Linked DNA regions of Mus musculus: all the other regions are linked to region 1. Evidence: chromatin loops called from intact Hi-C (ENCODE). Cell type or tissue: heart. All regions are shown on one strand. Links, peaks and the distances in the headings refer to the core of each region. The heading gives the core; the rest is flanking DNA.

Region 1 (4,956 bases), core at 540-4,539:
CAGTCAGCTGACCTCAGAGAGCTGTCTCTGGCTCCTTGTGGAGAGCATCGCTCAGCCATTCCCTTCGTTGTTTTGCTAACCCATTTGGACTCTTTACCTTAGTGTTCTGTTTGGGCCCCTGAGTTGCTGACCCAGTTTTGCAATGTTTATTCTGGCTGCGGCTCTGCATTCCTTGGGGACTTGACTTTCAGTATTTGCCTGTCTGTACATTGCCCAACTCGCGGCAATTGATGCCTCATTTCTCTGCCCCACCCAAACCACAGGCTGAGTATGCACCTGGGCTACGTCCCAGAGACGATTCTAGAATCCACAGTCACATCTCCCATCCCTCTACCGTGGGAAAACTGCTGAGCTCCAAGTAGGAGGACCCGCAATCTGATGAAAGTGATTCCAGGCCATGGGAGAATTTACTAGAACCCACATTAGGTGCAAGGTGTATATTAAATATATTTCTGATTTTTTTTAAAGACATCAGTAACTATAACAAACCAAAGTGCAAGGTTTAATATTTGGGGTGTAAGAATCCCAGACTGGTGTGAGCCACTCCTTTCTGAAAGAAGAGATCTCCCCCACCCCAGTCTCAGAGGGGCCTGGTTTATGTCTCTGGCCTTATTAATGTCTGAATTCATGGATTCCAAAATGTTTAGAAATGTCAAATGTTTTCTGTGTCTTGTCATACTGTGTGTGTGTGTGTGTGTGTGTATGTGTGTTGTTAGGGTGCTATCACACATATGAGAAAGCCTGAGTATTCAGATTTCTGTCTGAAGTGCATGCTTTTGGTAGTGAGCTACGTCTTTATTTTAATACTGAATCTCTGCTGTGTCGCTAAGACGTGGCTAAGACGTGGCAAGGGGCGCTTCGACTTTCAACTCTGTCTTGAACATTCACTTGGATAATTACCTTTATGTTGGCTCCTTCACGCAATGGAACTCCCCAAGATGAAAGACATGAATGGAGGGGGGATTAGAATTATCAGAGAGAGAACTCTTTTGTTTCCAATGGAGGGTGTCAAGCAGAGGGCTTTAGCGACCACGGGACAAACATTCTAGATCCAACTTTTATCTTCAGCCTTAAGTTGAAATTTAAAGTGCAGTCTAACTAACTATAAAGAGCTCTTTATTTGGAAAGGCGTCTATTGAGGCTCCGTTCTTCCTTATATCACATTGTAATGAAAAAGTCAAACATTAAGCAAACCCTGCCTGTAGGCACAGTAGCCCGTCCTGCAGACATTTTGCTATACAATGAAAGGCTTAGTGTGGATAAACTAGTGGCTTCAGGGTTTCTTCCCAGGTAAAGTCTGGTTAAATCCACCGACCACAGGCAGATCCCTGATTCACAGATTCATATAAAGGCATGTGTGACTTTATAGACTCTATGGATGTAGAAATAGCTATACCTAACCATTTATTATGTATCTCATTAAACCTGTGCTAAGAAAAACCTTTCCTACTGTAATTCCAACCAGAAACATTTGAATTGGACTGTACAGACAGTTCTCATAAGTGCCAGGTTATTTTATAAGGCTGAAAAGGAGTTTTAAATAAGCATATAAAACTTCTAACTGAGCCATCCACCAAAGAGCATACAAGGGCTGGCTGGACCAAAGCCCCAGGCACATACGTAGCAGAGGGCTGCCTTGTCTGGCCTCATGGGAGAGGATGTGCCTAATCCTGCAGGGATTTGATGCATCAGAGTAGGGAGATATGGGGGGGGGCACCATCTCAGAGGCAAAGGGGAGGTGGGATAGAGGGAGGGACTCTGGGGGGCTGGGAGAAGGGCAGTGTGTGGAATGTAAATAAACAAATCAATAAATTAATTTAAAAAAGAAAACTCATTTTAGCACCCGTCTTTGAAACCTTAGCAACACACTTTACTAAGATTATGAAAAGTCAGCAAAAATCGCAAAGCACCCTGGGATCTCACTTGATGTGCCCTACGCAAGAGCACTGGACATTTCTCCACTCAAGGAAGTTTCTATGAGCAAATGCACTGATGCCCGGCATCTGCAGGGGACTGTGTTCTGCTGAGTCGGCTCAAGCATAAAACGAGAAGTTTCCATCAAAGTCAAGTTAAGATTGATGTTAATTTACAAGTTTTCAGTTGGATTGCCCTGGGGCTAAGAGATCGTGAACATTCTTGGGCCAGATGTTCCCACTCTAGAGTGATAGTCATTTTCTGGTTATTTGGGAAAAAAAAAACTGAGTTGGCTTCTGGAACATTTATCTAAGTACATGGCAGGACCAGGAAATATGTCTATTGACATTCGAAATTAAAAAAAAAATGTTTGCAGCTAGAAGAAAAACAGGAAAAAAATGCAGTGTTTCTTAAAACGGAGTCTCTCGGATGCTGATAGACACATCTCATCTGAACTGTGGACAGCGTTTCTGTTTTCTGTTTCAGTAGCATAGATGGAAATTAGCCAAAAAAAAAAAAAACCCAGAAATTTAAAATTACTATAAAACTGCTCTCGATTTTTCTAATTAAAGAGCAGGTTAGTCTGCTTCATAGAAGGGCTAAATTAGAGAACACCTAATAAGAAATACAACTTAAGGCAACCCCTGGCAGGAGAAGGTGAGTCAAATTAAAAGACTGAGGTTTTCTTTTTCAATACTAATAAAGAAGGCCCTTTTAAGTCATTCATTACTCCACATAAAGCCTTCTACTGGACTGCTTTCCTGTATTCTTTTATAGAAAGTACATTCACTTTAATATTTATGTAGACTAAGCGTGCCCCTTCTTTGATGATCACTAACTGGCTATGTGGCCTCTCTGGAGTGACACCAAAACCTAAATCAAGAGTCCAAACTAATGTTACATTGGCTGTTTCAATACTGTGGTAGTTAGAGTTCAAATCAACAAACCCTGTTTGCTTTGCCAATAACAAGACTGGTAGAGTTGCTGGCTTTGGGGAGACATAGCATTTAATATTTTCAGAAGAAAAAAGAAAAAAAAATCGAGTGTAACAATGCACATTTCGAATGTGGCCACCAGAGGTCTACTGACACTGCAGAGCGAGCAGGCTGCAGGAGCGTGGGCGCAGACTGGTGCATGCGTACTCTGCCTGGTGGGGCCAGAGACTCTCCAGCCCTGCCCTGGTCTGCTGAGTCAGAGCTGCTCTGTAACCCCCACAGGTGACTCAAGTATGCGAGGGAGTGTGAGAAAGACTGCTGCCAGGGTTGAAAAGGAAATGTGGTGTATCCCGTGTGTGATGGAGATTAAGATATTTAAAAGTCCAGGCAAAGGCAGGGCATGGAGGCACCCATATTTAATTCCAGCATGTGGGCAGGAGGCAGAGGCAGGTGGATCTCCTAGTTCAAAGCCAGTCTGGTCTACTAGTGAGTTACAGGACAGTCAAGGCTAAACAGTGAACACACCTCACCACCCGCGCCTCTCTCTCTCTCTCTCTCTCTCTCTCCCCCTCCCTCTCCCCCTCTCCCTCCCTCCCCCCTCTCTCCTCCCTCCCCCTCTCTCTCTTTCTCCCTCCCTCCCTTCTCTCTTCTCTCCCTCCCTCTCCCCTTCTTCCCCATTTCCCCCTCCCTCTCCCCCTCTTCCCCTTTCCTCCCTCCTCCCCATATTTCTCTCTCTCTCCCTCCCTCCCTCCCTCTCCCCCTCTTCCTCATTTCCCCCTCCCTCTTCCCCTTTCCTCCTCTCCCCCCCCCCACTTTAAACATTTTTCCTAACAATGTTACAACTCAAAAGCTATTTTCTTTTCAAAACGTTCTACCTGGACCTGGTGCCACAGAACTGTCATCACACATCTTGAGATCAAGAGGCAGGAAGGATCACAAGGTCAAGGCCTGCCTGGGCTACAGAGTGAACTCATATCAAACAAGACTGCCTCAAAATAAAAGATTAACATGGGTTTGGAGGTATAGATCGGTGGTAGAATATTTACTTGGCATGTGTAATGCCCTAGCTTCAAACTCTGGTACAAAATCATTTAAGTGACCAAGGCTGTATTTTTAATTTGCAATTTAGCTTCCAGATATTTGAAGATGAAGAAGCTCTAAATATCACCTAACATGTACAGGTCTAAATGTTCTCGTTTAACAGAAGAAATTATCTGACCAGGACTGAAGTGGCATTCCACGCTCAATATAAGATAGTTAGCTGTCTTTAACTAGAACCAAGTTCTCCAGAGGTGTCCCTGAGGCTGCAGGACCTCACTCTTGTATGGAGGTGGGGCTAAGCTAGGGAAGCATCATGGGAAGGGCAGGCTTTGTCCATCAATCAAGATGTGCAGAGCCCTGGACTCAGAGGTTCCTCTCCTACTCCAATGTGCCAGGATTCCTTCAAGTATATCGAGACTGTTAGACTGATTTTTCTCTGTTCCCCATATTTCTCAGGGACAGGGATGTCTCCATGGTTCTCTGTGTTACCATCAGTATACTCCCAACAACTCTGTCTTCACAGAATACATATCCAGTCACTGAGTCTGTGTCTCTCTCTCTCTCTCTCCCTCTCTCTCTCTCTCTCTCCCCCTCTCTCTCTCTCTCTCCCTCTCTCTGTCTTTCTCTGTAGACCTGGCTGACCTCGAACTCCCGGTGTAGATCAAGCCCACAGAGGTCAGCCTGCCTTTCACTGTAAAGGCATGCAACACCACACTGGGCTCTCACTTGGCTCTTCCTTAAATCAATCCAGCCAGCACTCATAGCCTCCCCTTCGCTGCCATCCTCCCAAACCACTGTACTTTCCCTTTAAATGGATTAGGCATAACTCCAATATCTACCACCTCTCTGTACAACACGCTACCGCCATGGTTCTGCTGGATCTTCCGCTCAGTGGCCTATGTCTTCCTTCTTACCTGGGAGGGAAGTTGGATTTAGAGGCTGATCAATCTCCAAGTAACCTGGGAACGAGACCACCCAAAGGAACCTATCAGCTAAGAGCGTCAAATTTCAACCTGTGGTTTTCAAGTCACACATACAGCAAACATTCTATTTTTGATACCCTTGT
Region 2 (4,956 bases), core at 225-4,224, 62 kb after region 1:
CACCCATGCACAGAAAACAGAGGTACCCAAGAGGAGACTGGATAAAAGTTCATAGCTGAGGCAGAGGTAGAATCTGTGGCTTCTTGAAACTAGCCTGCTGTTTCCCTGTCTTTAATTCTCAGGAACTTCAGGTTCCAATCAGTAATTCAAATTCAAGAGGCCTCAGGAGTGCTTCAGTATAAATGGGGACATACTTCCTGATATACCTCTCTCTTCTCTCTCTCTCTCTCTCTTTCTCTCTCTCTCTCTCCACACACACACACACACACACACACACACACACACACACACACACACACACACACAGTAAAATGTTAGGATTGGCAGGGATGCCACCCCATGATAAAGCACTTGCCCACATATATGAAGCCCTGGGTTTCATGCCCACAGCTGCAAATAAGCTCTCAAGAGATGTACAGAGGATCAGGAAGTTGAACAGTGGTGTGTAGCAATGGAGGATAGGGAATTGGGGGTGGCAACCAGAAAGTCCCAGATGCCAGGAAAGCAAGAGCCTCCCAGGACCTCACGGGGGTGACATTAGCTGAAATACCCCACAAAGGCGAAAGAGAACCTGTTGAGACCATATCCAGAGGTAACACATGGTCTCCCGGGTTGAGGGATGAGGCCACCCATCCATCTCCAAAATTTTAACCCAGAATTGCTCCTGTCTAAAGGAAATACAGTGACAAAGAGTGGAGCAGGGACTGAAGGAAAGGTCATCCAGAGGCTGCCCCACCTAGGGATCCATCCCACATGCAGACACCAAACCCAGACACTATTTTGGATGCCAAGAAGTGCTTGCTGACAAGAGCTGTCTCCTGAGAGGCTCTGCCAGATCCTGACCAATACAGATGTGGATGCTCACAATCATCCATTGGACTGAGCACAGGAACCCTAAGGGAGGAGTGAGGGGAAGGACTAAAGGAGCTGAAGGGGCCTTTTCTGGCATCAATGGGAGGGGAGGCCCTTGATTCTGTAAGGGCTTGATCCCCCAGTGTAGAGGAACGCTAGGGCGGTGAGGACGGAGTGGGTAGGTGGATGAGGGAGCATCTCATAGGAGCAGGGTAAGGGGGGAATGGGATAGGAGGTTTGCAGAGGGGAAACTGGGAAAAGGGATAGCATTTGAAATGTAAATAAATGAAATATCCAATCAAAACAAACAAACAAACAAACAAACAAACAAACAAAACCAAAAAAAGAGCATCCAACTCCCAGAAGCGATGGTGCTCCCAGAAGAGCATCAACAGCTGGCACCCTGGGAACCTGGGCCACCTGACCTCTTTGAAGATTGCCACTTTAATCAGGGGATGAGCCAAACCACATCACATTTTAAAATGAAAGGCAAGCTTGCCATCAAAGCCCAGTCTTACAATCAAGACGGTTTTGATTCTTCGGTCTGTGTGTGCAACAGACTTCTTAAGACTCTCTGAGAAAAAAAATAAAAAGCTTAAAATCCCAAAGGTAGCTTGTGAGCCTCAGCAGAGTGTTCTGTCAGATGTAAGGCCAAGCGCCAACAGGCGTGGGTTAACCATGTATAACAAGGCTCCACTAATAACGATAATTTGATTTGTTTTGATTTTGATTCCCCAAGCTGGTGCAAACCCTCTATCAAATGAAATCTGTCGTCCCATGACTTAAGGAAGTAACTTCAATGGACAAAACCCACATACACTAGTCTTTCCTCTTCGGTGGGGGAAATAAGCCCCATGATGTCTGCTCCGTGCTGTGACACACGACCTATTCTTGCTCAGACTTCCTTTCCCAACTCCCTCTGTCCATTGTGTGCAAGGTCACGGCAGATCTGTGTAGAAACGCAGAACTCGGTGGCACGGCACCCAACCACATCTCACTCTGCAGCTGCTACCGGGTGCTTTCAGAATGGCTTTTCCCTCCATTGTCCCGAGAGAGCGAAGTTTTGTAAGAGTGATCTCTACACTACGCTGGGAGAAAGCTTAAAAAAAAAATCAGCCGGAAGAGCCATCTGCCAGACTTCCTCATTCATGGGGACAGGCCTCATCTAAAAATACCCTCAGAGTCTCCGGAATGAGAGCTTTCAGAATGGCTGCAATCCTTCACGGAGGCCATGTGCCAGTGTGTGGCATGAGGCCGTATCTTCAGCTTCATATTGCCGCCCCTGGTGACAGCACAGTACACAGTGTGACTGAGGAAGCGAACTCATTCTCCCAGCTGGATTTAGTTTACTTCCTACACACTTAGCCAAGAGCTTCCTGCCTCCGTAGCTACACATTTGAAAAGACAAATAAGCCCTGTATTGGCGTTTGAAGCAAACTCCTTTAATTTTGACAAACACACCACCAAATGGCTAGAATAGATCACATCTCCCTTTAAGTTTAGTGATAACATGTCAAAGACCTAATGAGAGAACTTATAAAAGACTAACATTCCTGTCCCAGAAGTAGAAGCCTCTTAAACATTTCTGCGCACCTTTCAAAACCACTCAGCATTGGCTTCAGATTCGAGCCATCGGCTAATGCCTCAATGACCAGTGAACACACAGCTCTTACCATGCTAACCCCCAGCCGGAGATGTGATCCTCATCAGGGTGGCCTGGCAAGCCCCGGGACAGGCCGGCCAGTGACTTCAAGCCAGCCAGTGACTTCAGGTAGCATGGAGCTCCAGCTGTGGTCCAGAGTGCGTTCTTCTACTGCTGTGAGTCCCCAGCTCCCAGCTCCGCTTCCCTTAGTTCCTCTCTGACTTTTCTATAAAATGCACTTCCTGAGGGAGCACAGGAAAGCAGGGACGGCTCTGCCTCTGACCCGCGCCTTTAATCACCAATTGTCTTTTTTGGCCGGCTCTAAAAATACATTACGTTTCTCTACTTACTTTCTAGTACTAAGGCCCCCCCCTCTCTGAAAATTAATTAAGTCATTCAGATTTGCTTGGTAGATAGAAACACCCCTTTTGGAGTTTCTTTCAGATGTCCGAGTTAATTGCAACACATTCTCCTTGCTGTCTATCTGCAGTAGCATTTCTAAGATCCCTGACAACACACACACACACACACACACACACACACACACGTTGCCTGCTCTGTGCTGGGTGTTGCTGGAGGATGCAACCATGAATGGGATCGGCATAACCCCTGTGCTTCGACAAACCTGCAAATGGTAGGAAAATATTTCTCAAGCTATTTTAGGGAGAACACAAGCCACGTCGTTACGTTAGAACGTCTTGCAATTCTGGCTCAGACTCTTTCTAGAACAATGTTATCATTGCGACAGCTGAATGCAGACTCCTACACCGAGTGCCCACAGGGATTCTTTATCTTGCTTGCCATATTTCTGTCACTTGCACGGGACAGAAGAACAAATCACAGGCTTTCTTTGGCATGCTCATTTTGAAATATTCTCCTCTAATATCTACAAACACATTAGAAAACACCAGAGGGTAGAAGTCGGGTAGGCTGGTATATGTCTATAACCCCATGCTGGGCAGTGGCAAATGGAAGCAGGTGGATTCCAGAGCTTGAAGACCACCTAACTCAGTGGTTTTCTCTGTAGGTCACAACCCCCCTCGGGGCATATCAGATATTTACATTATGATTCATGACGGCAGCAAAATTATAGTTATGAATTAGCAACCTAATAGTTTTATGGTGGGGGGGTCACCACAACATAAGGAGTAATATATAAACTAAGTAATGTATTAACGGATTGCAGCCTTAGGAAGGTTGAGAACCACTGATCTAGGCGAATGGTTAAGCCAGTGCTTCTATTGAGAGATGCCCCCTGACCCGCTAACGTAGATAAACACTTGATCCTCAGAGGGTGAAGCGGTTTGGAAAGGTTTAGAAGGTGTGGCCTTGTTTGCAGAAGTATGTCACTGGAGGCAGGCCATTTCCAGTTAGCTTTCTCTGCTGCATGCTTGTGCTTCGAGATAAGAGTCCTCCACTGCCCACTCCTGCCATCACGCCTGTGGCCCGCTGCCCCATGCTTCCAAACCAGCCACTATGGACTCTACCCTTATGGGACCGTAAGCTAAAATAAATCCCTTTTTTCTCTAGGTTGCCTTGGTCATGGTGTTTTAACATAACAACAGACATGTAACTAATGCAGCTAGGCCCCAGGTTCAGTAAGAAACTCTGACTCGAAGTAATAATAATTAATAATAATAGTAGTAGTAATAATAATAATAATAATAAAGTAATAGAGGAAGGTTCCCAGTACTGACCCCTGGTCTGCACAATGCACTCCCCATCTCCATCTAACCACACCCTCACAATACAACCCTCCCCACCTACACACACACACACACACACACACACACATACACACACACCTATACAAAGAGGTACACCATTTTGGTCAATATACTACCCCTTCCCCTTATAGATTCATTTTTCAAATGAAATTCATCTTCTCCTGGTCACCAAAGTGCCCAGCACTTCCTTCCTTTCTCCCTGTCCAGGCAGAGAGGAATGCTTTCCTTTCTCCTTCAAGCCTTCCACCCTTAGGTGTGCACTGGCTCCCCTTACTTACAACCCCCTGCCCCACATTCCAGTCTTCAGGCAGCCCCTCTCTCTGGAACTCACATGGAACTGTGGGAATCACCTGGCTGGCCATATCTGCATAAACCTGGTTAGATTATTTTAATTGTTTCATGTAAAACAAGCTTTTTTCTACACCCAAACCAGACCCTGGTTGCAGGGCTAAGTCATAGGCAGGGCATGCTGGAACACAGAGTAAATATCTTGATTCAGTTTATCTGCCTCTGTTTCAATATCTCCCTGGCATCTGGGAGAAGACACCCTCTCCTTAAGACAGAATTATCCTTGGTGGCAAAACATGCCGGAGGCTGAAATGCCAGGCAACTCTTGATTGAAGGAGGGAAACTTTCTCTTATCTACAAAATGCAATAGTCTTAAAATAGCCTGCATTTCAATACATTGTATAGTCTTTTTCCTCAAAAAATTAGCAATTAGGCTGGTAACAAATG
Region 3 (4,956 bases), core at 269-4,268, 82 kb after region 1:
CACTGCTTCCAGGTTTGTTTGCAGAGCACACACACACCAAACAGGAGTTCCTGCTTTCTCAAGGCTGAGCTGGGCCTCTGGGAAATTTACATAGTGCACAATGGCCCTTGGGCAGACACTGGTGCCTGACAGGCAGTACTCGAGGATGGGCCCGAGGCTTTCCTGAGAGGCAGCAAATGCAAAGGTTTCTGGGAAAGGCCCTACAGACAGGTGTTTTTTCTTAAGACTCTTTCCATGTCAGCCCCGGGGTACTCACCTTGACTTTGGAGGTGGGGGAGGGGGTGAGAATGCCTCCAATCTGCCTCTGTCCTTTGGGAACTCAAACGCAAAGGAAGCCGATTTGCTCATCCCAGAGTTAGTTTTGCTGTTCTGCCCAGAGGTGCCATCGATGGGATGGAGACGGTGCCAGGTAGAGGAGTTTGAATGGTCTGCGGTACCGTTTTCCAACTCTCTCCCCCAACTTTGACTCAACTCCTGCCCCACCTCCTCCTCCTCTTCTATCCGGCACTGGCGGCTCCAAGCACCAGTCTGGTATCTTGGCCGCCTCTGGTCCAAGACTGAAGAGGAGGTGGCTGGTGGGGGACACTTGGCAGAGTCACCAGCAGTGGCAACGCCATTGGTGTGGCAGGAAGACGTTAGGTTAGCAGGGACTCTAGACAAAAGTTGGGGTCCGACGCTGCTGCCACCGGTGTTCCCGTCGCTGTGGTCAGTCAGTGGGGGCGCGGGAGACACAGGGGACCCTCCGGGGCTGCTTTTGGACAGTTTGGGGGGAATGGCAGGCTTCTCTTTGGCCGTGTTTTCAGTCACATTATGTGGATGGCTCTCCCTTGAGGTTAGCCCCTGCGCAACCAAAGGCTCCTCTTCACCGGCTTGTAAGTCCTGGTTCGAAGGCCCACGTGGCCACTGCACCCCCACGGCAGAGTCAGGGCTGCTCAGATAAATAGTCCTGTGGTCCTCTTCCGGGTGAGCAGCGATGACAGTGATGGTGGTTGCCACCTGAGGAGCAGGGTTTGCGCCTTCCCTGTCCTGGCTCCAGCTAGGGGGTGTCTTCTGAATCCAGGTATCACCTGTCCATACTTGGCCCTGGCTATGGCCAGCTGGGACCTGCTCTTTCTTGGGCTCGGGCCTCGGAGGCCCCGGAGCTGCCTTCTTCCTCTTGGCGCTTTCGGCGTAGATGGGTTCAGGCTGCACAGGGTCCCTAAGAAGGGAGGCGGGCTGGAGTTCCGCAGCTTGACCCACACATTTGCCAGAGGTGAGAAAGTGGCCGCTGAGGTCTTGCTGCTTCCCTGAGGCCGGTTCCTTCACAAGAGAGCAGTAGTCGTTCTCAAGGTGGGGAGCGAAGGGGCTGCTGGCCCCGCTGCGGCTGCTGCCACAGGACAGACCATCGGAAGAGCTGGCGGCCTCAGAGTTAAGGGATGGCTTCTTGGGGCCCAGGCGGGGCGGGTTCGCTGTGGATCCCTGACCACAGCACTCTCTGGGGAAGCTCAGACCCTGTTTTTCCTCTTCTGTTGGTCTTGTACGTGGTCCCTGCTCCCTGCACGTGGGTGAGCAGTCCCCTCCACGTCTGCCAGAGCCCTCGGTGCTATGCACAGCATCTTTGGATTCTGGACAACAGTCCAGAATGGAACAGTACTCCCCACCTTCGCTGTCTCCTGAGGGTGAGCACCTTTGGTCACTGTCATCCTCCGAGGGCAGGGATTCCCGCAGGGGCTGTGGAGAAGTGCAGGGCCTGGGGCCCTTGGGGCAGCTGGATGTCATCCCTGCAAAGGCAGCCAGCTTCTGGCGAAAGCTCTCGTGAGCTGAGGGCAGCTCTTCCCTCCCAGCCTTCTCTTCCTGGAAGCTCACTGGTTGAAAGGCAGTGTTCCTATCCACGCGGGCCTCCAGGTTATGCAGTCCGACCATGGTATAGGCTGGGGGACAACGAGAGTTGCCATCTGTGCAGGCAAGAGGGCTTGCAGGCTTCTGCAGTCCTCGGAAGCTGCCTAGGTAAACTATTGGCTCATCTTCCTGTTTCGGGAGCAGGAGCTTGCCTGGGGTTCGTCTCCAATTGACCTAAATAGCCCCAGGGGTTAAAAAAAAACAAAAAACAAAAAACACTTGTTACACTTTATCAGAGAAGGGAGAAGAGAAACAAAGTATGGGGCAAGTGATAAAAGTCACCACCTGTCTCAGACAGCACACAAGACCATCCGAGCACTCAGGTCTATCACAGTGGGTGGGCAAGCAATGGCAATGCCATCCCACCTTCACGACTGGACACACAGAAAGCGTCTCTATTTCTAAACGCTGAGCTATGCATCCCACCCAGGGACGCTAATGCCTTTGGCTCACGTCTGTTATGTAACAAAAATCAGCACCAAACCCAGAAAAAGTGAAGACTCATAAGCGCTGGGCGAAACAATTCCACTGGATGGAAAATAGTTTGAAATTTTGTTTAATGCTTCCTTACTGGATAATCCAGCTACGGCACATTCCCGAAGAAACAAGCTATAACATTTTTTCTTTTTGTCTTTCCTTCTTTAAAAATAAATATTTTATTATTCTACGTTTGCTGCATGCATCTCTGAGTGCTACATGTGCGTGCCTGGTACCCAAGGAGGACAGAAGAGGGCATCAGACTTCCTGGAATTGGAGTCATCATCTGTTGTGAGCACACATGTGGGTGTAGCCATCACTCCAGCCTTCCTCCCCACACCCCTACCCCCATATGATTTTTAAAAGCACCTCATATGAGTCGGTGCAGGCCAGGGGACAAAGGGATGGCTTCTGAGCTGGGTGCAGGCTCCCTGGCTCTTCTTTGCTAGGTTCTCCTTTGAGCTTTGCCACACATACACAGCTAGCTGCCCTTTCTTCCAGTTTCCGGCAGTCACCTCAGCTCCCACCTACTTAAGTGGCTGGACTAGTAGGGCAATAAGGCAAAGCTGGGAGCTGATTGCACCTGTCAATCATCCCCGTCAATAGAGTGACTTTTCTGCTTTCCTCTCCTTCTTACCCGGTCCCATTCGTACAGATAGCCTCATGGCAGGGTTTGGTGGGGCTCCTTACCCCAGGGGATTCCGAATACAAAGGGCCACTGGCTTATATGGGTGAAAGTTGAAGGTGTCAAGATTGGCTGAGTGAATGGGTGTCGCCTGCCTGGGGGAGGGGTAGTTTGCTGCCTCCTCAGGAAATGCCTCTCTTCACATAAACCTCTCTTGAGTTAAAATTGACCTTTGTTTTCTCATGCACTCACACACCCTTCCTGGCCCCTGTATCGCACTGGCTGAGGAAATCCAGGACACTGGAAGAGGTCATTATGGAACAAGGGTTCTTAGAATGTCTCAGGCATATAGTCTCAGAGACACGTCCACAGACAGCAGCCTCCAGCAGTCCTGGCCCACACACCCTGTCCATAATTATACCTTCCTAAGACCTTCTTTTGGGAGAAGAAGAAAGGTTGAACCTCTAGGGGTATAAATGTTTTTTTGTGGTCCTAGATAAAGCTGGCAAAACCTACACGTCAAAACTGGAAGTATGGGGGCTGGGGAGATGGCTCAGTGGGCAAAAAGTCCTATGTATAGATAGATAGATCCCCAAAATTTCCCATAAGAGGCTGGGTGTGGTGTTACAAATCTGTAACCCCAGGGATGGGGGAGTGGACAGAGGCAGACAGATGCTGGGGGCTCATTGGCTGAGAAACAGCGAGTTTCTCAAAACTAAAATAGAGGGGGCTGGCGTGATGGCTTAGCAGTTAAAAGTACTTGTTTTCCCAGAGGACCTAGGTTTGATGGTTTCAGGAACCCATCTGGAATTCCAGTTCCAGGGGATCTACAACCTTCTTCTGGCCTTTGCACACGGTACACCCATATGCAAGCCAAGTGTTCATACACATACGATAGAAATAAATAAATCTTTTGAAGTAGAGAGACAACAAATAGAAAGGCCGAGAGCAAGTGAGGGCGAGAACCTGGCGGACCAAGGGAACACACACAGGTACATGCATGCGCACACCCCATACACCTGTGCACACGCATACACATAGAAATTAAGGAGAAAAGCTACAAGTGTGAACATCGGCTGTGACAAGGCATTATTATAAAGAACTTCTGCTAATATTTTAGATGAGACTAAGCATTGTGGTTACATTTTTTAAGTCTTTATCCTTGAAATAGATGTGCTTATGATCTTTACGATGTACGGGGAAGGGAAGTGGGTGCAGGGGCGATGAAAATACTGGTCATGAGTCAGTGATGCAGGGGCTCACGTGGAAGGGTACTGGGTGGATGGTAGTCACTGTACAATGGCTGTCGCTTCCGTAAATATCTAAAGTCACAGCCAATAGTTTAAAGCTTCTGTTTGTCTTTGTTTTTGTGTTCCCTTTTATAAGTCTCCAAGTCAGGGGAAAACCCTGATGTAGCTGGGCTAATAGATATTAGCCTAAAGGAAGACATAGAAAGGTAGATGGTTGGAATAGCTAGCCAAACAGCAGCTGTCAGGGAGTAGCAACCTCGAGGCAAGTCAACAGGCAGCTATTCTACAGGAATTCTTGCTCCAACAGCCCTCCATGGCCGCCAGCCAGCCACCATATGTTAGAATAGGAACAGCCCCTGTAAAAATACCAGCTGGGTTAGTCAGCCTCACCTTTGGGACTTCAGCGCTCAGGCTGGCTTCAGTCCACAAGTCGGAGGTCTCAGAAGTCATCATGGTGGGCTTTACAGCAATGGTGGGCTTTGAGTAGGCCAAGCCATTCACGCCTTCGTCGTCTAGGCGGCAATTCTCAGGCCTGGCAGGCAGGCGAGTTCCAGCGGGTAGGCTGTTGGCTCTAGCCTTGGGATGGCCAGCTGTTGGCTGATGATCACTTCGCAAGCAGAAGCAGTTCTTGCAAGACCCGGGTTTCCAGATGTGCTCCACAAAGTCGCTGCACGCAGACATTTTTGGGCTCTCGGGGTTCAGTCAAATGGTCTGGAGCACTGTGAG
Region 4 (4,956 bases), core at 523-4,522, 90 kb after region 1:
GGGGAGACAGCTGTGTGGGGCTCCTGGGAAGCTAGCTCCAGGGCAGGCTGGGGGAGCTGTGGGGATGACATCCAATGGCTTCCTCAGAGGTTGCTGCACACAGTCACACAGGTCAAATTTGGGGTGGCCTCATCTCATTTCCTCTTTAACAGGCAATCCAGAACACCCAGACACCCCACTTTGTAAGGCTCCTCCCTCCTTTCCATTTTTTTTGTTTGTTTTTGTGTGTGGTTTTTTTTTTCCTTTTTTTTTTTTTTTTTTTTTTTTTTTTTGCCATCAGCTTCTGACAGCCTGGGGAGTTCAGTAGGCTCTTGATTATTGTACTGTACTGCCAGAAGCTACCTTGAGAGCACTCACTCACTCACGGGCACTCCTTTGCTCTCTTCCACAACTCTGACATTTTCCTGCAGGCTGACCACCACATGGGTCACACAACTGCCCAGAAACACAGAGTATCTTTAAGAGAAGTCGCTGAATATGAGTAACAAAGGAAACCCCGGGCTGCCCACTGTCACTGACTCATTGTGTCCTGTTAAAACTGGCTCCTTAGGCTCTGCAAACAGACATTCCCAGCTTGTCTTTGGAGCTAGAGCAGCCCTTCTAGGCCTGGAACTGTCTCCTGTTTGCTTTCAGGGAAAAGATGATGAACTATGCAAATGACTCTCAGAGCAGGAGTAGAGAGAGCCCTGGGTAGTGCCAGCTCTGCACAGCCTGGGAATGGCACCTTCTCACATGCCTACCTCAGAGGGTAGGTGCAGAATTATGCAAATGATCCCATTTCTCAGTGAGAGGCTGCAAGTGTAAGATCAGGAAAAGATCCGCAGCCTTCTTTGTGATCCAAGTCACAATAACAGAGCTTTGCCTCTGCAAACTTCGGGGCGCTACGATTTACAAGGCTGAGCTGTCAGATACACTCCCACCCCCATCTCAAAAAGAATCCGAAGAATCAGGGTGGCCAGATCCTAAGTATTCAGGTCAAAACCCCTCTTATTTGCACCCAAATTTGCTCATGCCTTACTTGATAGAATTCCACAATTTTCCATCTAAATAATATTGCTTCTTGTATTTTACAAAAAAAAAATAATAATGCAACCCCCCAAAGGTATAGTATGTATGGAAAGTATATAGATTAATGCATTATATTCCATTAGCCAGCGTGGTCTAGGGAGAAAGCAGGACATGACTACCCTAACACCCCACCTCACCCCAGCCCCAGCACTGAGGGTATATAATGGTATCTACATATCTTTTTATTTTCTACTTTCTGAGCAATCATAGTAGGAGGAGTGTGGACTTGAAGCCTGCAGTCTGATCCAATAAGGGGAGCAAAGTTCTGAGGGACCCTAGGAAAGCCAACTTGCTTTCTCTGGGGCCTCCTGTCAAATCTCCTCAGAAGGGGCTGTAAGGTAGAGTTGAGAACTGTGATCAGTTAAGCCTTTCCAACCTGAGTCTGAACTGAATCCGTTGCAAAACTCCTCAGCCTTAGACCTTTGGGCTCTACAATAGGCTCTGCAAAACCATGGTTGAGCTTTACCTGGGAGAACAGACACAGTGAGCGAGCGCTGTGGGCTGAGAATTGCTCAGCCGCCTCCATTCGCATTCCCAGGACTCACACACAAGCAGAGATTCTATTTTCCAAGGGTAAGCGTGCTTGCGTGTGCATGTGGGTGCATGTGGGTGTGTGCGCCCGGCTGCAGAGGGGACATCACAAGCAAAGGTTGGGAGCTAGCTCCAGGTATGGAATGATCACCAAGGTTCATCAAACAGATAGCACCTTCCTTCAGAGATCAGCTGCAGCCTAAAGGTGGCTTCCCTGGACCCCCAATTCGTCACCTCCGGGTCTGGCCGGAGCAGCCCGAACGGCCTCTGCCCCTCTGCTCCTTTGACAATACTCACTGCAAAAGGAGCAGTTCCCAACACACAAAACAGAGCAGCCAGACCAGCAAGACCAGTAAAACCATTACAGCAGTCGATCACCCTTCCCGGAACTCCAAGGAAAAGTTTCCCAGTTTCAAAGCGAGCGTTTCTCAAAAGAATTGAAAATACCCCTCCGACTCCCCAGCTTTCCCGTCTCGGAACCTGCACCGAGGGCACAACCCTGAGCACGAGGTCCGGACTCTCCACGCGCTCCGGATCGGTAGCCTGTCACCCCTGGGGACGCCAGCAGGGGCTGGCCCGCCGGGCCACCGCAGCGACTCTGCGAAAGCCCCTGGGCCGCCACGTTCGTCAGACAAAAAGCGGCGGGATCTGGAGAGAGAGTGGTGGGCTCACCTGGGGTCTGCGGTCTCGCAGCCTCGCCGTCGGTGACCCAGCAGTCCGTTGCCCCGCCGGACGCCTCGGAGCATTGTCTTTAGCGTGTCTGCGCGGAGTGCTTGCCCAGCCGCGGGCGGCTGACTTCTGCCTGGGCCCGGCGGCCGGGTGGCAGCTGCGATCGCGGCTCCGCCCCCTCCGCCTCGGGTGACGCCGCCCGCTCCGCTCCCGCCGCACCCCCGCAGTCCTTGCCGCTGCCCCGCGTCTCCACCGGGCCTGCGCGTCCCGCCACTCTGCTCGTCCCCAGTCCAGGAGGGCGGGCGATCGCCCCTGCCCAGGTCCCTAGGAACTCCGCACCGCGCCCCGCCCCCTCGCTCGCCACAGCGAGGCTCCGCCCCCAGCCCGAGCCTTGGCGCCCCTAGACCTGGAGCTGAGCCCCCCAGAGCGTCCCCAGCTCAATCCCAGCTCAGCGCAGTTCTGCTTGGAAGATCTCTGGTGCTCCCAGCTTTCCTTAACCACAATGCACAGATAGGTGTGTCTGTCGGAGTAAATGCATTCTCATCCCTCCACCCAGCCGACCCTAGGAGACCCTGGTAGGGAGGGAGCAAAAGAACGAAACATGGAAGAGAGGGGATCCGGAGTACAATAATAAGATCTAGGGCGGTGGGCTCTGAAAGAGGCGTGAGCGCCTTCACTGCCACGTACTGTTATCCTAGGAGAACCACAAGCCGGCTGGAGCAGGGCTGGCTGAGAGATTTCAGGTCCTGCTCAGCTCCTCATGTCCAGGCCTCTAGCAAATGGCTCAGCACATCTCTTTGAACTTTAGTGTTTTAACAGTGGAATGCAAATGTTGGCCTGGAGGACCGGCCTTCAATCATGCTGGGGCACCCAGGTCCTCCACCTGTGTTTACACCGCTTCCAGTGCGTGAGTCACTGGCTGAGATACAAGGAGTTCAAGATATTGTTCCTCGGGCGAAAAATCTTTTTTAACTCTCAGGAGAGGGCCAGCCAGTCGCCTCCCTTCCTCCAGCTGCCTGAGTAGGACAGACTTGCACCTTGCCCTGGGTGTTCCCTAAGAAGCCAGGCACTGAAGTTACTGCTCAGGGCCAAGCCTGAGTGAAAACGGAATCCTCCCCCGCACCCCCCCCTCAACACATCTGGTTGCTTCCCTTTGCTTTACAGAGGCAGCGCGGTGTTACATCCTTAATCAGGATGATTCCACGGAGAGAAGGAAGGCACCACTCAGACCCTCCCCCTCTTCGCCTTTATGTGGTGTTAACACTGGCAGCGCTATATAGAATATGAAAGAGGAAGAAGACATGTTTTGGATATGTGTGGCTTCTATGTAAGGAGTGCAAAGGGACCATAAGGAGAATTTACTTATCATTCAATGTCCCTCATTACCCATTTAAGTACGGAAAGACTGATAGGAAGGTGAATAGGAGTCGTACTAACATTCATGAAGAACCTACTACGTGCCAGGCAACGTCACAGGGCAGGGTTAGCACATTTGACACAGCATAACACAGGTCCAGAAGGGTCCTATCCTTTGCCAGGGCTCCTCAGGTGAAAAGTGGTAGTGTTGAGATGGGAACCAAGAGCTGCCTGATTCCACCGAGAGTCCACCACATTGCCCTACCAGTCAATCATTTCAACAAGTACATAAGGAAAACTCTGGTGGAACGGCGCCAGCAGCATTACATTCTCCTGAGGGGTCCAGTCTACTTATGAAGACACCAGAGGGGAAAGTGCCAACAAGCAGACAGGTACAAAATGGTTTGCACTGGACAAACACAATCCGGACCCAAGAGGGGCTTTCAGTTCAGTGACACTGGGCCCTCTCATGGGGATTTTGGATCATTCATGGCTCTCAGCATTCAGCTCCCCACATCTTTCAGTCCTCTCCAGGGGGCATAGACACTTCCCAGGATAAATAAAGGCCATGCCAAGCACATAAGAGACACTTCCACACTTTTTACTCTCTTTACCCAATTTATCCTTAATGCACAAAGAACCCAAAGAACACAATAAAGAAGCAAAGTTTGCAACACAGAGAGACCGCTGTGGTTCTATAGCATGGCACAGCAAGTGAAGGGTTAATTTGGAATTTCTGCTCAATAAATGGTTCCCAAATGGTTTGCTGGGCTTACAGGAGATAAATACACAATACTGCCACTGCTGATCCATAACATGGCTTTTTCTTTCCCCTTTTATGCCAGCTATGTGGCAGCAAAAAAGGCTTCAGCCTGCCTAATGAAAAACAAATCTTCAAAAGTGGCAAAGATGTATACAAAATACCACCCACTTGCACAGTGCCTGTCCTGCAGCTGTTCGGTGTGTTATAATTCCCTGTGAAACTGGTAAGCTCGTGCATGTGGTGGACGTTTGGCTTAGACTCGCACCCCGCACCCCGCACCCTGCAATGCAGTGCAATTTGTGTGTGCTCAGCACTTTGCATCTGGCGACTTGCTTTTCATGGTGTTTTCTACTCAGGGATGGAGCTCTTTGATACAGATCAGACCTTTTGTAAGAGCAATTCTCTTGGGTGTTTTAGTGCTTGGGCGCCATTCTGTACAAGAGAGCTGTTAAATTTTAGGAGATTGAGAGACAAGATTGAGACAGGGGTGCTTGGGGGTAAGGTAATGTAGTTTATAACTGAAGAACCAAAGAGGCAGAAGCAAGAAGTGTGTGCCATTAAATTATCCT
Region 5 (4,956 bases), core at 196-4,195, 260 kb after region 1:
CTTTCTCCACGCTTCTGTTTACTGATGCTGGATTTTGCTCTTGTCTGGTGTGGAAAACCTGGCTTTAGATTACTAAGACTTGAGTGTCACCTGTCACCACCTTGTTGTAGAGGCCCCTTTTAACACTCAGCTTCACATTCCATATTTTGTGGAGTTTTCTCCACTCGCTTACTCTTTGGTTTCCTAGAGCCCATCTCTTCCTCTGAGGACATTGGACTCTTAGCTGAGCAACTCCTGACCTTTGCCAACAGTGGGTAGAAGAGGGCAGGACATGTCCGTGTGTACCTGTATTCACAAGCACTCGGGGCACAGTAGCTTTCAACTTGGACTAAGCAACGGGAACCATGTGCCATTAACTTGTGCTTCCTGCTACACTGGCTGTGAGGTACTCAGCATAATCAAAGCTCTGGATTCCATATATATATATATATATATATATATATATATATATATATATATATATATATATATATATGGAGAGACAGAAAAACAGAGAGACAGAGATAGAAGAGACAGATTCAGACAGATGACAGATAGATAGATAGATAGATAGATAGATAGATAGATAGATAGATAGATAGATAGATAGATAGATAGATGAAAGATATGATTAGACAGACAGACAGAGATGAGTTAGTATCATTTGTCAAGGGTGGTGGTACACGCCTCATCATAGCACTTGGGGAGCTGAAGGTGAAGGATCTGAGTTTAAGATCAGCCTGGCAATATGTAATAATATCAAAGGGGGTGGGGAGGAAAAAGAAAGAAAGGCAAGAAAGAGGCAAGCAAAGAAAAAACACTCTATGTCCCAGGACACCAGCAGTCACAACAGTCATCGGACATCAGAGCCAGATGGGAGGGCAGAGCAGAGCAAAGAATCCATGCTGAGACAGAGCGATGCAACCAGGAGACGAGGGCACAAAGGCAATCACTGCCGGAATTCAAAGGGGAGGGAAAACTCATGTCTGGAGTTCAAGTCCTGACTAATTCAGTCTTCTATGGTTGGGCAGTGCCACGAGAAACCTCAGACCCAGAGCAAAGGCTGATGGGAGTCGGAACAAGGCTCTACCTTGGCAAACCACCACCGCTTCTCTTAGCTGCAATAAAAGAAAGAGGAGGTAAGATAACTTCATGTGTTCCATGTACTCTTGCTTAAGGACTTTAGCACCATTTTGTTCCTGACATAAATTTTGCTACCTTGTCACAGTGTGTCCTCATGGATTCCTGGAGGCCCCTGATAATGACTTGCAAACACTGTCAATGGAACACTAACCCAGACAGCCACTGGTCCTGTGACTTCACTCCCTTATTGGGGGATTCACACACACACACACACACACACACACACACACACACACACACACACACACACACACACACACACCATACAGCCTGGCCCTCCCTCGAACAGGGAACTTCCCTGGAAGTGTTCTCTACCAGTCTGAACTATTAGCACAAAGGCTGCATATTCAAGGGGTCTAGGAGGTGAATTCTTGACCTGACCCTGTTGCCTGGGTACAAGCTGACTCTTTCCCACAGTCTCTGGCCCAGACCTTCCTATCACAGCCAGGAATGTATGCTGCAACTGACTGTAGCCTGGATCCGGACACAGACTCGGTTCGATGATTAATGAGAAAAAAAGCTTAGTCAGAATTACACTCAAGGATGCTGGTGGTGCTGTTTCCTGTGGGCACTCATTTCTCCAGGGCATCTCATTCCTTGGGAGCTGTACAGCTATCCCTGTGAGATTATGCATCTGTGACGCCAATCACCTTTGTGACAGATAATGGGAGACACAGACTTGCCTGTGTTCCCATCAGCGACCGTGTCTGACTGCTGCTACATTCATCTCCAGGAATTTCCTAAAATGGTGATGCTTGCTTCTGTTTATCTCGTTGGATAATGTTAAAAGCAACAGGAAAAAAAAGAAAGAAAACATTACATGTTCTGTCTTATGTCACAAGTCTGTGAGAGAGATGGACATTGGGGGCTCTAATTAGGTCAGCATGCTCAACCCCATTCTTGGATAAGATTGGACTCAGCTCAAAATTTTGTTTAACATCCATTTCTAACAACTGCATATAATGCTCACTTAGTGGTTTTGACACAGTCTTTCACTATAATCTGTAGCCCAGGCTGCCTCTGACTCAATCCTGTACTGGGATTATAGGCATGCACTGGCTAAAATTAAGCTTTGATACCAAATATGAATCTCTTGGCTTGCTTTTTTTTTTAAGGGGAAATGAGATTTCTAGAGATTTCCTGAGGAAGCTGAAAGCGTCCTAGCTTCAGCTCATAGCAAACAAACACAACTGTGCCTGGGATCCTCGGAGGAAGACTGTGAGGCCAGAGCATCCTGAGATCAAGGAGAACGCCCAGTTAACGGATTCTATTGTTTACCAGTGTTTATCAGCTTTCAGGACCACAGGTGAGAAGCCAAGCTCAGCCCGCTCTCATCTTTTGGAACAAAACAGATCCACCCATAATCGTGTTGATCAAATGGCCTGTGAACTACTGTACTGGTTCCCCTCTGGGCTGTGGTCTGATAACATCCACCAGAAGAGTGTAGTCACCACATGGCCTTTCTTTTGTGCACTGGCACACACACACACACACACACACACACACACACACACACACACACACACACACACACACATTTGCTAGAGTGAGGATAATTTGGAGTTAAACTGTAATTGATTTATCTGTTTCATTCTCCCTCGTGTTTGAAGTCAAACAATAACAAAAATCTCCAGAAATCTCAAACAAATACATTATAGCTTCATGATCCTAAGGGCTTGATGCAAAGCCTCTGGCGTGTGTACCATACTCTGGGAGAAAAGGACCAAGAACATAGAAATCACATGCTTTTAACCCTTGCACTCAGGAAGCAGAGGCACATGGATCCCTGTGAGTTCCAGGGCAACCTGGTCTACATACAGAGTGAGTTCCAGAGCAGCCAGGCAGAAACCCTGTCTCCAAAAACCAAAAGCAAACATCAAACAAACAAACAAACAAGCAAACCAAAAGACAAACAAACAAAACCAACTGTGACTGATTGAAATAGAATCTGGTAGTAGTAGTAGTATGAAATGGAGAACATCTGAGTTAATTAGAATAATGTTACTTATAAAGATACTCAATGACTTGGAGAAGGAGGTATCACGTCATGTAGAAACACAGAATGAGTCTCGGTTGTCTTCAGACACTGGTAGATCCGGGCATGGAATCCAGGCTTCCAGGCACATAACTGAGTTTGCTTCATGGAGAACAAAGAACGAGGCTTTGCTTATTTGTCTGGACTTGCAGCCTTGTAAACCACACTTGGGTTACTGAATTGCAATCTCTGAGCCTCATCCACTCAGTTAAAGAAAGAAAGAAAGAATAATAATAATTGACACTGACCCCGAGTTATTGTGTGTAGACTAAGTAAGAGGATGCATGTTCTGAATGCAAAGCAGATAAGGAATGTTCAGTACTGGATTCTCAATGAGGGCAGGAAAATTTCAACATCTTGCACATCACATGCAATGTGATTCTGTCATCACACCTCACCTAAACTAGAGGACAGCAGGTCTGTATTCCAGAGATGCTCTTTAAAGCCCCACAATACTGAAGTCAAAGAACCAAGGAGCTCCTGAAAGATTTTGATCCTATTAAAATGACAAGCCATTGGATTTGTCTGTAGCAAACTAGACAAGAGTTAAGCCGTGGTTGACAACAGTCAACCTAAGCTATTCCTCGATTCTAGGACACTGTTGTCAAATGCTTTAATTTTGCGCAGATACATTTGCATGAGCCAACCGTGCCTTTCGTCTAATTTGCCCTTAGTCACAGTCTACCCTACCTTTGCTCTGCCCTTCCTAGCCTTAGGAATCGAGGGTGTGTTTGTGTCTAGTTAGTGTTAAGATAAAATTAAATACTCTGTGCTCACATTTTACTTCTCAATTCTGTTCTAAGGTTTGTAAGTTCGTTCAAATGAAAGTTCACTCTAAGAATTCATGGATTGTCAGTGTCTCTCAGGGTGCGTTCTAATACCAAGCTGGTTCAGATACAAAGCCTGAATTGAGGATGCCACAGACCATGGCTGCTTTTGGTTTTCCAAGGAAAACCCACATTGAGGGACCAACCATTGCTTCTCTCAGACACAGAAGTAATATTTAGGGTGAAACAAAACTTCCAGAAGGAAACGGACAGTTCCTGGAATGGATATCAGTTGCAACATCAGTGTAGTGACCTTGTGACCTTATGACCCCATTCGGACCTTGACCCAACACAGGCCACACACAACCCCATACTGAGTCCCTTTAATCTGTACTCTGCTCCCACCAAGCCCCTGGTACTGGCTAGCGTCCAAGAGGAGTGGGACTTCATTTTTTTTTAATTGAAAACATTATTGTTCTTATGTATGTATGCATGAATGCATGAGAGTGTGCATGTCACAACACATGTTTGGACATCAGAGTCAGTTTTCTCTTTCCACCCTTCAGTGGATTGTGACAAACAGAGATTAAGCCAGCAGGCTTGTGTCACAGAACCTATACCCACTGAGCCATCTCATGGGTGTTCTTTGTGGAGAGAAGGAGGGAGGGAGAGACTACATGAATGCGTATCAATAACCAAAGCAATTCATTACAAATTACAACACATAGCTATTATCTTTTGCCTTTTAATCACAACACCCCAACACACCTCCCCACAGTGAAACCAGGGTAGGATAAACCGTCACTTACGGCTGGAAATGTCACAAACTATGTTCAAAACGCCTTAGAAAACTCTAATTCAATAAGTCTATCGCTATAAATGTACACTGAAGTAAGGAGACTCACATTTATGTTTAACTTTAAGGATAATCACTACAGAGTTATATTAATGAGTCAAAATTGCAAGCATAGCATGTACCCCATAGTGTAAAAACTTCTTGGGAATTAAAAGTTTGGCTTTCAAGTAAGGTTT
Region 6 (4,956 bases), core at 673-4,672, 460 kb after region 1:
ATCTGTGGAAATGAGAGTGAACGGTGGACTTCCTTCATCTCATTTGCACTGGAACCCCCTTCCTGTCCCTTCTGGGGTCCTTCTCTTGTTAGAACATGTAGTCCATCAATGGGCTTTCCAAAGGAAGGCCTCCAGGAAATGGGTACTTATAGAAGAGGCTCTGTGTTCACCCAAGTCTCCTCATGGTTTCTCAAGCCCTCTGCTCCTTATATACAAACCAGTCTTTCCTCCTCCTCCTCCTCCTCCTCTTCCTCCTCCTCCTCCTCCTCCTCCTCCTTCTCCACCCCCTCCCCCTCTTCAAAAGGGGGGGTTAATTAACTAAAGCAGAAATCATGGAGGAATGCTTCGTAACGTCTTTCTCAATTCTCTCTCTCTCTCTCTCTCTCTCTCTCTCTCTTTCTCTCTTTCTCTCTCTCTCTCTCTCTCTCCAGCAGACTCATTGTTGGTGAGAGCCAACTCACATTGAAGGAACAAGGCATCTCCCATGGACATCATGATAAGAGCACAAATCCACTCACAAGGCAGTACTCTTAAGATCTGGCCATCCCCTAAAGACAGACATAGCTGTAGCCTGAAGCTTTTCTATCTGGCCTCTTTGCTCACAGAATAACGACTCTAAGACTTATTTACTTATGAATAAACACTTAATCCATAAGCTGTGGCTCATTCCCCCACTAGCTCGTAACTTATAAAATCCATTTATTCCATTCTATGTGTGCCACATGGCTGGTTATCTCCTCAGTTTCATACATCCATATCCTCACAGTCCGGGTGAAGAATCTGTTGTGCCTGAACCTATCCCAGAGTTCCCTCTCCCTACAGGAACTCCCACCTTCTACTTCCTGCCTTTTGCTAATAGGCCATCAGCTTTTTATTGACAGGTGGTTCGTCTATGCAGTACAATAGAGATTCTCTCTACACATAGCACTCAAGGCAACAACAGATCATTGCTACTTATTGCATCATGGAGGGAAACACGACCTAAGAAGGAATACTTCTATTTAATCACAGTACAACAAATTCATGCCCGGGAGACTACAGATTAAAGAAGCCTAAAAGGGACATGACAAATAAGGGATTCTTCACCCCACACTGGACCCTGAGCAGGAAAGGGGTGGCCAGTGCCAAAGAGGATGTTACTGTGTCAGCTTCCAAATGGTGAGCATGGGCCACAGGTGGGAAATGACATCATCATCAATTGACCATTCTTCTGTGCACATCACTCATTGTAGGAAGGCACACACTGAATTGTTCAAGGGTAAGGATCATGATATATACAGATAACCTGCAAATGGCTCAGAAAATAACTCGTGTGTGTGTGTGTGTGTGTGTGTGTGTGAGAGAGAGAGAGAGAGAGAGAGAGAGAGAGAGAGAGAGAAAGAGAGAGAGAGAGAGAGAGAGAGAGAGAGAGAGAGAGAGAGAGAGAGAGAGAGAGAGAGAAAGAGAGAATGACAGACAGAATGACAGACGGGAGCAGGAGAATTGTGACTTGAAAGCCAGCCCTCCCTACATAGCACGTTCCAAGCCAGCCTGGGCTACATAGTCAGACCATATCTCAAAAAAGAATACTAATTATCATCTGTGTTCATACCCACAGGCAAAGGCTACTCTCAGCCTTAATCAGAGAAGTTTTCTTTGCAGCAAATAGAAGTGAGTACAGAGACCCATGGGTGCACAAGGTGCACAGGCATGCATGTCCCATACCAATACACATGCAGACAAAGCACCCATGCACACAAAATAAATATTAGGGGAGAGAACTATCAGAACATATTATACACATGTACAAAATTTCCAAAGAACAAAATGTAACTAGCAAAAATGTTTATAATCACTAAATATTCTTCATGTAATTTTTATTTTCTTAATCATAATATTGCTTCCAAAAAAGCTACAAAAACTATGTATGGTGAGGATTCCCCAGTTCTACCAATAAAGTGTCCTTGTTAGGGGTGGGAGAGAAAATAAGAAAGCAGAGGCATTCAGAACATCTTCACCACTGGTGGGAGGAGCCTGGGAGTAATTCTTTGTCCTGCGGGGCAGACAGATTAATGAGCATGCTCAGAGAGACGGTACACATTCAAGTATAAGGTAAAACGAAGGATTCATGCCATGACGTTTGTATTGCTTGAGAGGGGAGGAGGGAAAGAGAAGGGGGTGGGCTGGTTGATTGGTTGATGGGTTGGGCTTTTTATTTTTGTTTTTGTTTATGTTTTTCCAAGACAGGGTTTCTCTGTGTAGCCTTGGCTGTCCTGTAACTCACTATGTAGACCAGGCTGGCTTTGAACTCAGAGGTCCACCTGCCTCTGCCTCCCAAATGCTGGGATTAAAGGTATAGATCACCCTATCCCACCCTCAGTTATCAGAAGAATTTTTTTCAAGTTCTGGCCCCATTTAAGCTTAAGGATATTTAGAAATGAGGAAGTACAAACAATGGTGAATGAGATAAATGTAAATTATGAAGTAAAGAGGAAGATGGGAAATCTATGCTCTCACATACACTGAGAACCCGGGCGGGGTGGGGCAGGGGGCCTGAACTGCAAAGTTGGGCGGGAAAGATTCCAGACTGAATTAAGAAGATATAAGACTCAGTGCTATTTACAAGAGACACACATACACATTTTCACAGGAAATCTGAAATTTCAGGGACAGGTAAAGGTACATCAAGAATACACAAGACAGATAACATTAAATAAAGTGAAATTTCAACCCAAGCGCTTTGACGTCCTCTCTAGGCAAGCTGTGTCTTTGCAGGTGGTGGTGTCTGAATCTTGAAGGCAGAATAATACAGAAACACAAATATATTTTCAACTTACTATTTATGATCTCAGAAGATTTCGAATGGTGCAGTGAATCTGGTAAAACACGGTCTTTTCGCGGTATCCAGGTCTTCTTGAGGTCACTAAAACGAAGGGGGGGGGGGCCGGCGGCATTATTTCCCATCCCCGAGTTTGTGCTGCCACCTACAGACTAATCTCAACATTGCACGTTGACGTTAATACTTAATGTCCTTACTGGCCACGTTCATTACATGCATTCTGTTGCAGATGAACCAAAGGGCATGTCCACTCTCCACGAGTACAGGTTAGATCTGTTCTCCGATTAACTGACAATATCTAAGAAATTAGCAATAACTTCAAAAGAGAATGGATTTGTGTTCTTCTATGATTAAAAAATAATATCTCTGCAGCTGGGCTTTATTAGGCTAAGTTAATAAAGAAAGGCAACTTTCACTGAGGCGAAACACCTAAAAGACACGTTAAGAAAGGATATGGTTTAGTTTTCGTTCACATTCACAGTTGGTCATGGTGGGAAAGGCACGGTAGTGGGACCACGCCCGCCCATAGTGGCAGAAGCCTGAAGCAGCCGCTTGTAACATGGTGCTGACCCCTCGGAAGCAGGGAGCCAGTAATTCTCAGGCTCCACCTCTAGAGCCCTACGCCCACCAGCTAGGCCTCAAGTTCAAATGGTTCCAGAGCCTCCCAAATCATCTCCACTAGCTCCAGACCAAAAGTTCAAATCCGTGAACCCATAACGGGCATTGCATACCCAAACCTTAACGATCCCCCCTAGCTGTCATAGCCTCACTGCTACCTCATAAGAGGAAATGTCTCAGCTCAACTTAAAGAAGTCGCAGTCTTACCAGTCCCAACGCCATTCAGAAATCCAAATCCAGAGTCTCTTCTGAAACTCAGAGCTACGTCTTAGCCGCGAGCAACCGTGAAAGTGAAGCTCGAGTCACGTGCTTCCCATAGCTGGTGGCAAACATACCCTTTTCAAGTAGGGAGGGCATGAGAATGGAAAGGCAATATTAATGAGAGAAAAGCTGCAAGGCAAACACCAGTCCCTCTGCTGTGAGTCCGACCTGCGGGCTTCATGGAGGTGGCATCCGGATGGCGCTGCATCACTTTGGGCTGGCTCCACTGGGTTCAGCTTTCCTTAGGATGCGTTCTGTATTCCCTGTATCTCTACCACGCGGGATGACCATTGCAATTTAGGCCCCAGTTTCATAGTGTCAGATTCCAGATGCTGTCACTGTACAGAGAATTAATTACCCACACGCCCCTGCGACTCTTCGGCCATCCCAGGCAGGAACCAACCTGAGCATTAGCCAGGGCCACACTTTGTAAACCACCCTCCATTTTGGTTAAACTGTGGCACTTCCCCGAAACTATGGTAATTTGCTTCCTAAAGTAACTCGTTTCTCTACATTCTTCACTGTCCTGCCCTGGGGACCCCAAGTAATGGCCAGCCTCCAGAGATGTTTATCAATCGCCTGACATTCTTTTAGTAACTCACTGGTTACCCCATAGCCAACAGCAGGGCCAGCAAAGGAGACTTCAACTTCCTCCAGCCCCCTCTCTGCCCCATTACTACCTCAGCTTGTGAGCTCTAATCTTACAGAGACCCCTCTGCAGGCTTCCTCCCTCCCCACAAACAAAGGCCCGCGCCATCTTAAGTCGCACATTCCCATATCTGTCTGTCTTTCTCGCTAACCTTTCACTTAATTACAGCCTCATATCCTGTTGCATTATTTAAGGCAGCTGTAAGAGAGGTGGGAGGCAGAAAGAAAGAGAAGCTTGGTTTGACCTTAGGTGAGAAGGTTAAAATGCTTACAGAGGATGGGATGTGTAAGGGCAGCAGCGACTTCCATAGTCCGCAAAGGAAGCTGGGAAGTGTAGTCCTTCACAAGAAAACTATTGTATCTTAACACCTTTGCTAATTACTTACTAGCAATTAGATTCGGGCCCTGGGGCTACCGATGCAGCACTATTGAGAGCTAAACTCTGCAGCAGCCTTAAGTTATACTCACCTTGTAGTAAGGCATCATTTCTAGTCTAAGGTCCTTTCCTTTTAAAAGCTTCTGAAAGTGAAAGTCGTCCTTGGTTCTACGGGTTGCTGGGAGTGGTCAGTGTTGTTAAAGGATCTTCATTTGGAATCGGTCTGGAATCTTGG

Evidence for each region. Peaks named below come from ENCODE experiments on the same cell type or tissue, not always from the same donor. Only the 100,000 strongest peaks of a DNase experiment are listed, where the experiment ranks them.
Region 2: a loop joins it to region 1, with 2.4 times the contacts of the local background. A loop is called at or near these places in 4 of 42 quality-filtered maps.
Region 3: a loop joins it to region 1, with 2.8 times the contacts of the local background. A loop is called at or near these places in 24 of 42 quality-filtered maps.
Region 4: it touches region 1 in a loop (7-fold over the local background); 23 of 42 quality-filtered maps call a loop at or near these places.
Region 5: it touches region 1 in a loop (2.3-fold over the local background); 2 of 42 quality-filtered maps call a loop at or near these places.
Region 6: a loop joins it to region 1, with 4 times the contacts of the local background. A loop is called at or near these places in 29 of 42 quality-filtered maps.

Annotation. Positions count from the first base shown.
Region 1 is chr8:36,182,411-36,187,366 of GRCm38, reverse strand. No RefSeq gene overlaps it. Among named protein-coding and RNA genes, the nearest start is that of Gm35520, 3.6 kb to the left of the region's middle. In heart, for the core only: a CTCF peak has its summit at 2,985; a DNase peak (open chromatin) is centred at 3,066.
Region 2 is chr8:36,119,688-36,124,643 of GRCm38, reverse strand. The region is part of intron 3 of Prag1 (PEAK1 related kinase activating pseudokinase 1); the gene reads right to left. Among named protein-coding and RNA genes, the nearest start is that of Prag1, 27 kb to the right of the region's middle. In heart, for the core only: no CTCF peak of the experiment used is centred there; DNase peaks (open chromatin) are centred at 1,993, 2,643 and 3,053; H3K4me3 peaks cover 222 bases; H3K27ac peaks cover 2,938 bases.
Region 3 is chr8:36,099,652-36,104,607 of GRCm38, reverse strand. It overlaps Prag1 (PEAK1 related kinase activating pseudokinase 1), which reads right to left. Exons shown (of 6, transcript NM_172911.3): 2 at 4,621-4,956; 3 at 257-2,052. The coding sequence starts at 4,911. Among named protein-coding and RNA genes, the nearest start is that of Prag1, 7.3 kb to the right of the region's middle. In heart, for the core only: a CTCF peak has its summit at 2,591 (motif pointing right); a DNase peak (open chromatin) is centred at 3,157; H3K27ac peaks cover 1,498 bases.
Region 4 is chr8:36,092,304-36,097,259 of GRCm38, reverse strand. Prag1 (PEAK1 related kinase activating pseudokinase 1) reads right to left here and starts at 2,432. Exons shown (of 6, transcript NM_172911.3): 1 at 2,272-2,432. In heart, for the core only: a CTCF peak has its summit at 2,174; DNase peaks (open chromatin) are centred at 1,729, 2,489 and 3,179; H3K4me3 peaks cover 2,856 bases; H3K27ac peaks cover 2,757 bases.
Region 5 is chr8:35,917,084-35,922,039 of GRCm38, reverse strand. No RefSeq gene overlaps it. Among named protein-coding and RNA genes, the nearest start is that of 5430403N17Rik, 37 kb to the right of the region's middle. In heart, for the core only: no CTCF peak of the experiment used is centred there; DNase peaks (open chromatin) are centred at 1,669 and 2,369; H3K27ac peaks cover 588 bases.
Region 6 is chr8:35,723,378-35,728,333 of GRCm38, reverse strand. It overlaps Gm35021 (a long non-coding RNA gene), which reads right to left and starts at 4,728. Exons shown (of 7, transcript XR_870350.3): 1 at 4,618-4,728; 2 at 3,644-4,035; 3 at 2,817-2,902. It overlaps Gm40492 (a long non-coding RNA gene), which reads left to right. Exons shown (of 2, transcript XR_870348.2): 2 at 432-651. In heart, for the core only: a CTCF peak has its summit at 2,978 (motif pointing left); no DNase peak of the experiment used is centred there.